Regions from separate parts of the Homo sapiens genome. Here region 2 is linked to region 1. Evidence: chromatin contacts called from ENCODE Hi-C or POLR2A ChIA-PET data. All regions are on one chromosome and are shown on one strand. Each heading gives the region's core, a stretch centred on a gene start or an enhancer-like site at or near the end of the contact. The rest is flanking DNA. Distances are from core to core; before and after follow the strand shown. Region 1 holds the start of CDADC1 (cytidine and dCMP deaminase domain containing 1). Region 2 overlaps LOC107984559 (a long non-coding RNA gene).

Region 1 (5,020 bases), core at 1,336-3,835:
AGATCTAGACTGCTGGGGATTAAAGATACACACACAAACACACATATAACATATATAGGTGTGTATGTATATATATATACATATAGTTATTTTGAGAGTTTAAGACTTAAAGAAAGTTGCAAAAATAATACAGAGTTCCTGTGTTACCCTTCACCCAGCTTCTGCAATAATAATGTCTTACCTATTCACAGCACTTTGGTAAAAGCAGGAAACTGATACTGGTAAAATACTGTTAATACAGGTATAGATCTTATTTGTGTTTTACTAGTTTTGAATGTACCACTTTGCATTTTTGGTGTATAGCTCTATGAATTTTATCACATGTATAGATATGAGTAACTGTCAACACAAAGAAACTCTGTCGTGTTACCTCTTAACAGTCAGACCCTTGTCCCAACCATAACATTTGGCAATCATGGATTTGTTCTTCAATGCTATAATTTTTCTTTGGCTATGAGAATGGTATCTAGATGGAATCATACAGTATACAACACTTTAAGACTGGCTTTTAAAAACTCACCACAATGCCCTTGAGATTCATTCAAGTTGTACGTATCAATAGCTCATTACTTTTTATGGCTGAGTAGTGTCCCATGGCATGGATATACTCCAGTTTGCTTTCTATTCATTCACTAAGGACTGTTTGGCTTGTTTACAGTTTTTTTGTTTTTTTGTTTTTGAGATGGAGTCTCACTCTGTCGCCCAGGCTGGAGTGCAGTGGTGCAATCTTGGCTCACTGCAACCTCTGCCTCCCGGGTTCAAGTGATTCTCCTGCCTAAGCCTCCTGAGTAGGTGGGACTACAGGTACATGCCACCACGCCTGGCTAATTTTTTGTATTTTTAGTAGAGACGGGGTTTCGCCATGTTGCCCAGGCTGATCTCAAACTCCTGACCTCATGATCCGCCCGCCTTGGCCTCCCAAAGTGCTGGGATTACAGGTGTGAGCCACCATGCCTGGCCTGTTTTCAGTTTTTGACTATTAAAAATAAAGCCACCATGACATTCATGTACAGAGTTTTGTTTGAACATAAGTTTTGGTTTGTCTAGGATAAATACCCAGGAGTGTGATTGCTGGGTGATATGATAAGCATATGTGCAACTTTATAAGAAACTGTCAAACTGTTTTCTAGAGTGGTTATGCCATTTTATAGTCCTACCAGCAATGTTTGAGAGATCCGGTTGCTCTGCATCCTCACTAGCATTTAGTGCTGTCAGTACTTGTTATTTTAGCCATTTAAATAGGTGTGTAGTAGAATCTCATTGTGGTTTTAATATACATTTCCCTAATGGCCAATGACACTGAACACTGTTTTACATGTTTATTTGCCATCTGTATATCTTCTTTGGTGAAATGACTATTCAAGTCTTTGATCCATTTTCTAACTGGACTGTTTACTTACTCTGAGTTTATATGGTTCTTTATATATTCTGGATATGAGTCCTTTGTTGGATACATGCTTTGCAAATATTTTCTCCTAGTCCATGGCCTGTCTTTAAACCTTAGTGTTAATTGCCATGAAGGCACTGTCAACAAAGTCTACACTTCAGGAAAGGTGCAGAATGGAGTTCTCTGGATATAGTCAAATCACCTGAAGAGCTTTACCCTCAGAACAGGCGAACTAGAAAAAATTCTACAAGCCAAAGAAATAAATAGCAAGCTGAAAGATAGATCTGAAGAAATTAGCCAGAATGTGGCTCAGAGAAACAAAATGATGCAATATTTTAAAAATAATAATTTAGAACCTCAGAAGGTTTAACCTATGCCTAATAGGAATTCCAGGAGGAGAGTCTAGAGTAATGTTGTCCAATACAGTAGTAGCCAATAGCCACATGTCACTACTTAAAATGTAAATTAATTAAAACTAAATGAAGTTAAAAATGCAGTTCCTTGGTTGTACTGGCCACATTTCAGATGCTCAATAGCCACATGTGGCTGGTGGCTACCATATTGGACAGTGCAGATATAGAATACTACAGGAAATCCTACTGGACAGTGCTGATCTAGGTCATAAAACAAGTCTGAACAAATTTCAAAGAACTGGTATGATACAGATGTTTTGTGGAAATAAACTAGACATTAGAAATTAAAAACAAAATAACTCCTACTGCCTCCTCTCACCTTTTTCCCCATTACAATTCCACCTCTTAATGTCTTCATGTTCTTGATGAGAAGCAGAACGTCCCTACTGTGTTCCATGGCACCAAGTTCCCCAGAACCCGCCAGTCTCTGATGACAGAACATCCTGGACCGCCCAGCTCCACACCCCAACCCAAGAAGTTCTCTAAAACACTGACCATGACAGCCTGGGGTAGGTTTCCACTTTAACATTCTGACCAAAATTCTCAACTCGATGCAGTCAGAGTCTGCGCAACCTGGGACCTCGAGCCAAGAAATCCTCAAGTGACCTTACTTGGCAAAACCAACAAAACAACCAAATACAGGTCTCAAGCGATTTACAGCTCGGTGCTTAACTCGGTCACCGGCCGAGGGGCAGCCCTCTGGCGCCAAAGCCCCGCCTCTCTATGACGTCACACGAGGAGCCCTGAAGTGGCGGTCAAGCTTGAGGCGTCATCTGGCTGCGCCTAGTGGGCCGTTGCCTTACAGTTGCTGAGAGGAGGCGAGAGGCGGGGGCGCTAGGGCCGAGATCATGTCTGACTGGGAGAGGTTTCCTTGGCAGCAGAGGACGCTAGGTTTGGGATGAAAGAAGCTGGGCAGATGCAAAATCTGGAGAGCGCGAGGGCCGGGCGGTCAGTCAGCACCCAGACTGGCAGCATGACCGGTGAGTGTCCGGGACCCTGCTCCCGCCACCCTACCTTTCGCTCTGCCCTGTGCGTCTCCCGTCATTGAACTCCAGATTCCTTGTCTGAGCCTCTTTGCCTCCCCTGCTGCTTTTGGATGTCTCCTGCCCGCCCTCTGCGTGTCCCCTCCGCGGTCGCCAGGACCAATCGGCTCGGTCGCACTGGCTTTTGAAGTCTCGCTTTTTACCCCTGTTAGCTACTTCTCACAGGACCTAGAGCTGGGGCCTCTGAGGTCAAAGAGCCTGAACATTTCCAAACGGCGCTTTTGCCTTGATTTCCAAATTAACCGCACGTGACGCTTTCCTGTATTTCGACTGCTTTACCGTCGAAGGTCAGCGCATTTTTCGGGTTGTGTTCTAATCGCTTTCCTTTTAGCAACGCCCCATCACAGTCCAAAGAAAAGCTTGCACCACGACGACGTCAGATGCGAAGACTTTTCACAGCTTGCTTTGGGTTGTCCCCCTCAGCTATGTGTATTAGCTGTACCGTTTTTTCCTGCAGGGTGAGGGCTGGAGAAAGAAGGCTCAACTTTTTAAGTGGAGAAGGAGGTAGCCACGACTAAGGCTGAAGCGTCTACTGCTAAGATACCTCTGACTCTCTTGTCCCCTATCTTTTTCTGTGCCTCTTGCGAAAGCAGCTGGGCTTAGGCTGCAGCACCTAAGTGGCATTGAGATTGGCTCCCTTTTTCACCATTAGTAACAAAGTTTAAAGTGTTTGTCGTCTCTTTTGTAGGTCAGATACCAAGGCTTTCTAAAGTCAACCTTTTCACTCTGCTCAGCCTCTGGATGGAGCTCTTTCCAGCAGAAGCCCAGCGGCAAAAATCTCAGGTATAATTTGTTTCATAGTTTTTCCCCTTAGAAAAGCAGTGGTTTAAAATCTGAGTTTATTGCTCCAGTTTCTGTCATACCTAAAACCAAACTTAACAAGGCTTAAGATTTAAAAAATATCTTTATTGATTAACATGACACTTTATAATTCCCAGCCGTAATAAGTCATCTTCCATTCTAAAAATACTTTCTGAGAATACCATGTTTATCGGGTACTAATGGTATTCATATGTCAGTTCGGCTAATAAGATTATTGTCTATACCACATAATTTCCCCCAATTATATATACTGTTGGTGTTTTATCTAGGTAGTTTACTCCTCTGCCACAGAAATATATAAATTGCCTGGAGATAGAGACCATGTCTTATTTTACCTAGCATATACCCTTTAGAGTCTAGCATTATATGAGTGCTAATTGATTAATGTTGGATGGAAGTAGTCTCTTTTTGGATCTTGAAAGACAGGATCAAAACAGATTAGAAATGGGCTGTGTGCAGTGGCTCACGCCTGTAATCCTAGCACTTTGTGAGGCTGAGGTGGGTGGATCACCTGAGGTCAGGAGTTCAAAACCAGCCTGGGCAACATAGTGAAACCCCATCTCTATTAAACATACAAAAATTAGCCAGGAGTGGTGGTATCCGCCTGTAGTCCCAGTTACGCGGGAGGCTGAGGCATGAGAATCGCTTGAACGAATCGTTGGAGGTTACAGTGAGCTGAGATTGCACCACTGCACTCCAGCCTGGGTGACAGAGCAAGACTCCATCTCAAAAAAAAAATCAGAAATGTATAGTAAGAATAATCATAAAAGCCAATATATTGGAATTGGAAGTATAAACATCCTGCGTCTTTTCTTTCTCCTACCCTTGGGGCAACAAGGGGCTAGGTTCTCATTTTCCTCCATGCTTGGAATGGCATGATGCTAGGTTCTCATCATTTCTGTTTGATAATTTTGGAAGCTTAGGGTGTTGGCATTAATTTTTATAGGGGGCCACGGCCATTGGAAAATAGTATTAGGTTAAGTTGAGCATTTAAGACTTTTTTTAAAACAGAGGTAAAATGAGGGGGGTGGGGCAGAAAATTACACATGGCTTCTCACCACTCTAACAACATTACTGTTAATATTTTGGTGCTTCCAATCTTAAGCATGAGGTTTTTTATTTTTACTCTTACAAAGTTGTAGTTATATTCTGCATGTACTCGCTGAGGTTTCCAACTTGCCCATAATTCTGCTGAAAGGTTGCTTTAGATTTTCCAGAGAAAGACTATAAATCCTTAAATTCCCACAGTACTCTTAGGAGACCACCTACTCTTTTCATTTTACTGTGGATGAGGTTTTGTGCTTGGCACTGGAGACACAAAGCAGAAAAAACATGGTCTTTATTTTCTAATGAGT
Region 2 (5,384 bases), core at 2,474-4,973, 360 kb before region 1:
TCGCTTTAGTCTCTGCTGATGGTGATAAATACCATCAATAAACCTTGTTTCTAGATTTCCTTTTCTGTCATCCTCAGACCTGTCCTCCTATTAATAAAAGTCCTAACAATTTGCACAATTTCCAGAGTACCAGTCAAGGATGTTTTATTCACATTACCAGTCAAGCATGTTTTATTCACATTTACCAAAGTGATAACTGCAATATCGCCCCATCTTAACAACCAAGCAGGTGAAGCTGTGATTGACTTTTAAATGCAATCACTAAGCAAGTGGCCAAAACTCTGACTTCATAGAATAGACTCAAAACAACTCTCTGAGTTCACTTTTCTTCTCTCCTTATCATTTTACTTTGCTTTTCTTTTAATTTGGACATAAGTGCAGCCTGGTGAGTAAGATTATAAATGAAAAATTCAGGAATGCAAAATTGAAAATTAGATAAAAGCTATGGTTTTCTGTAGCCTAAAACGAATTCTCCAATTCCTTTTTTTTCCATTTCTCCCACCCTTTAAATTGCAGGCTGTTATGAAGATTTACTTAGCATTTATAAAATCTAGAAGAGCAATAAGAGTAGAAGTATTGCATAAAAGCCAAGAGAAGGGTTTCATGTTGAAGAACAATCACAGTGCGTACTTTTGTTTACTAGGAAAAATATAAAGGATTCCCAGAAGGCTAGTACTAAAAGTTAGTCGCTATTAATTCCAGTTGAAGCCATCCTCACAGCTGCCCTTATTACTCTGCTGAAAGCTCCCAAGTGTTCCAGCCACGCCGTTGCTGTGGTGACTGCTGCAACCACTTGCTCATTTCAGCTAAAAAACATATTCAGGTTGTCAGCCTGTGCCACTAGCTGATTTTGGCTCAGAACATTAAGGTCACTGACATTGCCTTCTCAACGCATGTTATCAATTGAACCTGCTGCAGTAAGAGAAAGTTGAGACAGAATTGTTGTCTAGGCCAGGAGCCAGTCAGGGTCTTAGGGGATGACAACGTCCTTGGTCATCTCATTTAGAGTCTAATCCTCAACTTCACAGCCAGAAGGTCAGTTCTGTGGGTATATGTAGGGAGAGCTGGGCTCTAGGGTGCTGATTAACATTAATCAAATTAATGCAAGAATAATACATAAACTAGAATGTTCATCATTTTCCGTTATAAAACATATTTATATATAAAATATAATCAAGAATCACAAAATATAATCAAGAGTACCAGAATTCCCATGCCCATGCATCAGTAAATTCTCTGCATGATACTTACAAAGCCAAATTTGAATGAGAAGGTTGCTTAGTTATCTGGAAACCAAAGCCAGGGTGAAAAACAAAACTATTTTGGTGGCTGTCATCATGAAACCCAACAACTCTGCCTCACCATTTTCCAAGTTCACTGTAGTTTATTTCCCTGTGTAATCCATCTTGCATTAGGACAAAAACCAACTAAGTCAGCTGTATCTTTAGACTAATATATAGCCATACTCCTCTGAGTTGATAGCTCGAATACTTTAATTTAGTTTTAGGTATTCCTCAAACTCTCCAGGCTCCCATTTATAAATCATTGCTTAAAATGCTTTGGTTCTGCAGATGGCTGGTGTCAGATTGACTTTTTCTAATACAGCCTTATGTTCAATTTTGGGGAAGCCTATATCATATACAGAAAACAGTTCAATGTTTCAAATTGTAGAAAGAAAATCAGGAAGACATTATAGAGAAAAGACTTAGTACCAGTTTGATATTGGATCTCTGGTGAGGCATTTGATTTTTAATATTTATTATCATATCCTAATATGTTCTGAAAGATGAAAGACAGTCATCATTTATGGTAGGCAGGATTCTAAGATGGCCTCCAAGATTCCCACCTCCTAATAAATAGGCCCTGCCATAGTTCCATCCTCTTGAATGTGGGCAGGACCAGTGACTATGATGAGATATCACTCCCATGATCAGGTTCCTATTCAGTTGACTTTGAGTTAATCAAAAGGGAAACTAACCTGGGTGGGCCTACCTAATCTGGTGAGCCCTTTAAAAGGTGAAGCAGCAGAAAGATGCTCTATTGCTGGCCCAGAAGGAAATAAACAGCCATGCTGTGAACTGAACTGCCTATGGAAAGGGCCATGAAACATACCATTACTCCAACATTTGTGCCTCCTCATATTTCATCTCTGTCCATTCTTCCAAAGAACTTAAACTCTATATGATAGCAGAAAAATAGTAAAATTTTTATACGTCATTGGAAAGAGAACGTTGAATATATGGTTGTCCTGAAAACATTTTTTAAAATGCTATACTTTGTCATATTTCCTTCCAAAAACCAGCTGTCTGGTATGAAGTCCAGAGCTGAGTTTTGAGACAGAGGCAAAAAAGAACCAAATTCCCTACAGTAATATAGTGAGAGAGAAGTTGAGCTTTAGGAATAAGAAGAGAGTTCAATAAGATAGTGAAAAAGAGGTCTGTGAAGGACAGAGCCAGTGAGAAATTTACTTGAGCAGGAATGGCCAAAGAACTTGTAAGATCAGGAGCGCTCAACATCTGTTTTAAGTTGTTTGCTGTGATGTAACCCCCCTCCACCGACTCAGATCAGTGGGGCTTCAGAGGATGAAGGAATCGGGCAGTTCCTAATAGGGTGTAATGCTAGGGGGAAGAGGTGGACAACATATGTAGGGGATAATAAGAAGAGAGGTGAAAAAGAATTCAGATGAAGCAGAAGTTTTGATTCAGAAATGACTTGAAATATAAACTCCCTAAACCATGAGAGATATTTCAAGGCTTCTGGGACACCCATCATAAGTAGAAGAGGATTTTGAACCATTTTAATTTGAAAATTATAATGAAACAGATGAGCCACTAATGCTGGAGGACTTAGGAACTCCCAGACAGTTGACATCAGCTGAAGCAGATGGACCCACTGTGTGATGGTGCAGCTCTCTTCCCACCTTCCTAATCTCGGCACCTGTGGCTGCATTCCTCAGTGGAAAGCAACACTCACAGTGGCAAGAGGAGGGGCATTTTAAACTTCCTTTTGTGGGAAGAACACTTCTGTGCTGAGACCAAAAACGTGGTGCAAGACGAAGGATGCCATGTCACCATCATTGGGTGCGCCCCTGACCACAGAAGATCAGGATCAGTTCTCCCGTTTAGAACCCATCATTCAACTGCTAAAGACCAATCACCCATCATCCAAGTTGGACTACATTAGATTGATAAGAAGAAGCTTCACTGCAGGCAGTGGAGATGAGGGGTATTAACTCTGATGTGAAAGTCCATGCAAGACATTTAAAAAGCTCTCTCCACATTCTCATCTCAGGTAATGGTGTCATTACCTGATGTCAAGATGAACCTATTGCTCCCATTAAGACTAGTGAGTCAAACTTTGGAATAACACCATCAGACATTGCACTTCTTTTCATGCCCATCTTATCAATACTTCATAAAATATCAAACTCCTCTCCCACAAGACTCCTAGGGTTGTATTTTTTGGGCAGTGATTCTGAATAATCTTGTGCTTAAAAAAAGACTCAGATCCAGATAATAAAATGATAGAAGCTCTTGCTGAATAACCTCAAACATGTAAAAAGCAAACTAGGCAGTAAACTTCATGAGGACAGAGACCCTGGTTGTGTCTGGTTGGCCATCATCTCTCAGGTCTTAGCACAGTGCCTGACAAATAGCAGGCCATGATGACTCGGCCTCTTTATGCTTCCTGAATGTCAGGATTCATTTGCGTGGTCTGGTCTCCAGTCTTCTGGCTGTCTCTGTCTCCCTGAAGATGCCCAGGACAAAAGGCTACACAGCTGCCCTGGGCCGCTGAGTCATCTCCCTATCAGGAAATTGTTTCTGCCTTAGCTAAATAGGTAGGCAATTTTCTGCCCATTTCAGACAGAAAACCTAAGTTTAAAAAAGATTAAGTGAATAGCTCAAGGTCATATGCAAACTCTGGCCCAGTTAGGAATAGAACCCAAGTGGTTCCTGACATTCAATCCTATGGTTACTTTTGCAGAGGTGCCTATCTTTGTAATTTACAGATATTGTTCCCAAATTGCTCACTGAAAATTCTGCCTAAATATTGAAGGTAAAACAGCTTTATGTGTCCAATAGAGAGAGAAAGAGTATATATAAAATGAAATTTTTCCCACATGAGGAATGAATCACTGTAAGGAACATTTGTTCAGTTGTTTCATTATAAAATAAGAGCATTCCTCCTGGCTGCCACAAAATCCAAATGCTCCATTTTGTTACTAAACACTCCTTCTAACACCAAGCCAAAAATAAGTCACAATGTTAATGCAAACATCTTGCAAGCAAATAAAAGGACTTGTGCCAAATTTATCAGAGTTAGAGGGAAATTGTGTCAGACCTGTCTATGAGAAACTTTCTATTAGATCACCAGTCAATAGGATACCAGCATCTGCTGATCCTGACTGAAAGACATGAGTAATAACAGACAACTTTAGAAAATACATTTTTCTTCCATAGTTAGCAATGCATGACTCACTAGAACTCTCCAGACACTATACTGCATGAATGACTCAAAATTCTACCAAGGACAGAGCACAATCAGTTCTCTCTTCCTGTGCCAGGATTTCTCGTTCCAATTATACTGATTCGTTAGCTTACTTCAAAGACAGAAAATCTTGGTCCATTATCTTTCCTCTTTCAAAAACAGTCATGTATATTTTAATATAAAGACAATTATTAGGGTGCTACAGGAAAACAGAGACTAAACATAATAGCGAATGCTGAAAGCAATCTTCAATTGGTTCAACTCTCATCATTTGGGAGAATGGGTTGGGCAATGACCATGGTTAAGTTTCTTCTGGAAGATTGACCAATGAGAAGAGGTTGTTGCAATACAAGAAATATCGTATTGTGTCACACCAAGAGCCTGCTCATCCAAATCTTCAGTAGCTGATAGTGGTATCAAGGATATTTTGAGAAATATTTCAGTAGTTACTCTCCACGACAGAGGCCTTGTTTCTTTCAAATAACTGTTTTCCTCAATAATTGCAAAAGCCTCCCAGTGAAAGTGCACACCTCTAGGCTCTTTCCTTTTCATTCTATTCTTGGCATTCCATCTCCAGTTTAATATTATTGAAGGATAATTCTGATAATGACATCAACGTAGCATAGTGACTAAGAGAATAGGTCTTGGAATTAGGCCACCCGGCCACCAATTAATTTTTTTTTCTTTCTTTCTTTTTTTTTTTTTTTTTTTTTTTGAGATGGAGTCTCTCTCTGTTGCCCAGGCTAGAGTGCAGTGGTGCAATCTTGGCTCACTGCAACCTCCGCCTCCCCAGGTTCAAGCGATTCTCCTGCCTCAGCTTCCCAAGTAGCTGGGACTACAGGCACCTGCCCCCACACCTGGCTGATTTTTGTAGTTTTAGTAGAGATGGAGTTTCA

What was found. A loop is a pair of places that touch in the nucleus more often than their neighbours do. ChIA-PET counts read pairs that join two places held with the same protein, here RNA polymerase II (POLR2A). Pooled maps may share reads with other maps.
Region 2: a map of chondrocyte shows a loop between it and region 1 (2.0-fold over the local background). The contact joins the enhancer-like site here to the promoter of CDADC1 in region 1. A Hi-C loop is called at or near these places in 1 of 168 maps with a recorded cell type or tissue (chondrocyte) and 2 of 50 pooled maps. POLR2A ChIA-PET finds 5 or more read pairs at or near these places in 2 of 52 experiments (H1 and activated T-cell).

Annotation. Positions count from the first base shown.
Region 1 is chr13:49,245,340-49,250,359 of GRCh38, forward strand. It overlaps CDADC1 (cytidine and dCMP deaminase domain containing 1), which reads left to right and starts at 2,586. Exons shown (of 10, transcript NM_030911.4): 1 at 2,586-2,780; 2 at 3,532-3,626. The coding sequence starts at 2,699. It overlaps LOC105370203 (a long non-coding RNA gene), which reads right to left and starts at 2,501. Exons shown (of 2, transcript NR_135318.1): 1 at 2,296-2,501. RefSeq lists enhancers at 2,447-3,009, 2,479-2,708.
Region 2 is chr13:48,888,053-48,893,436 of GRCh38, forward strand. All of the region lies in intron 2 of LOC107984559 (a long non-coding RNA gene), which reads left to right. Among named protein-coding and RNA genes, the nearest start is that of FNDC3A, 85 kb to the right of the region's middle. Within about 2 kb of position 3,724, at least 7 of the 41 ENCODE cell types and tissues checked have a DNase peak (open chromatin) inside an H3K27ac peak, as active enhancers do.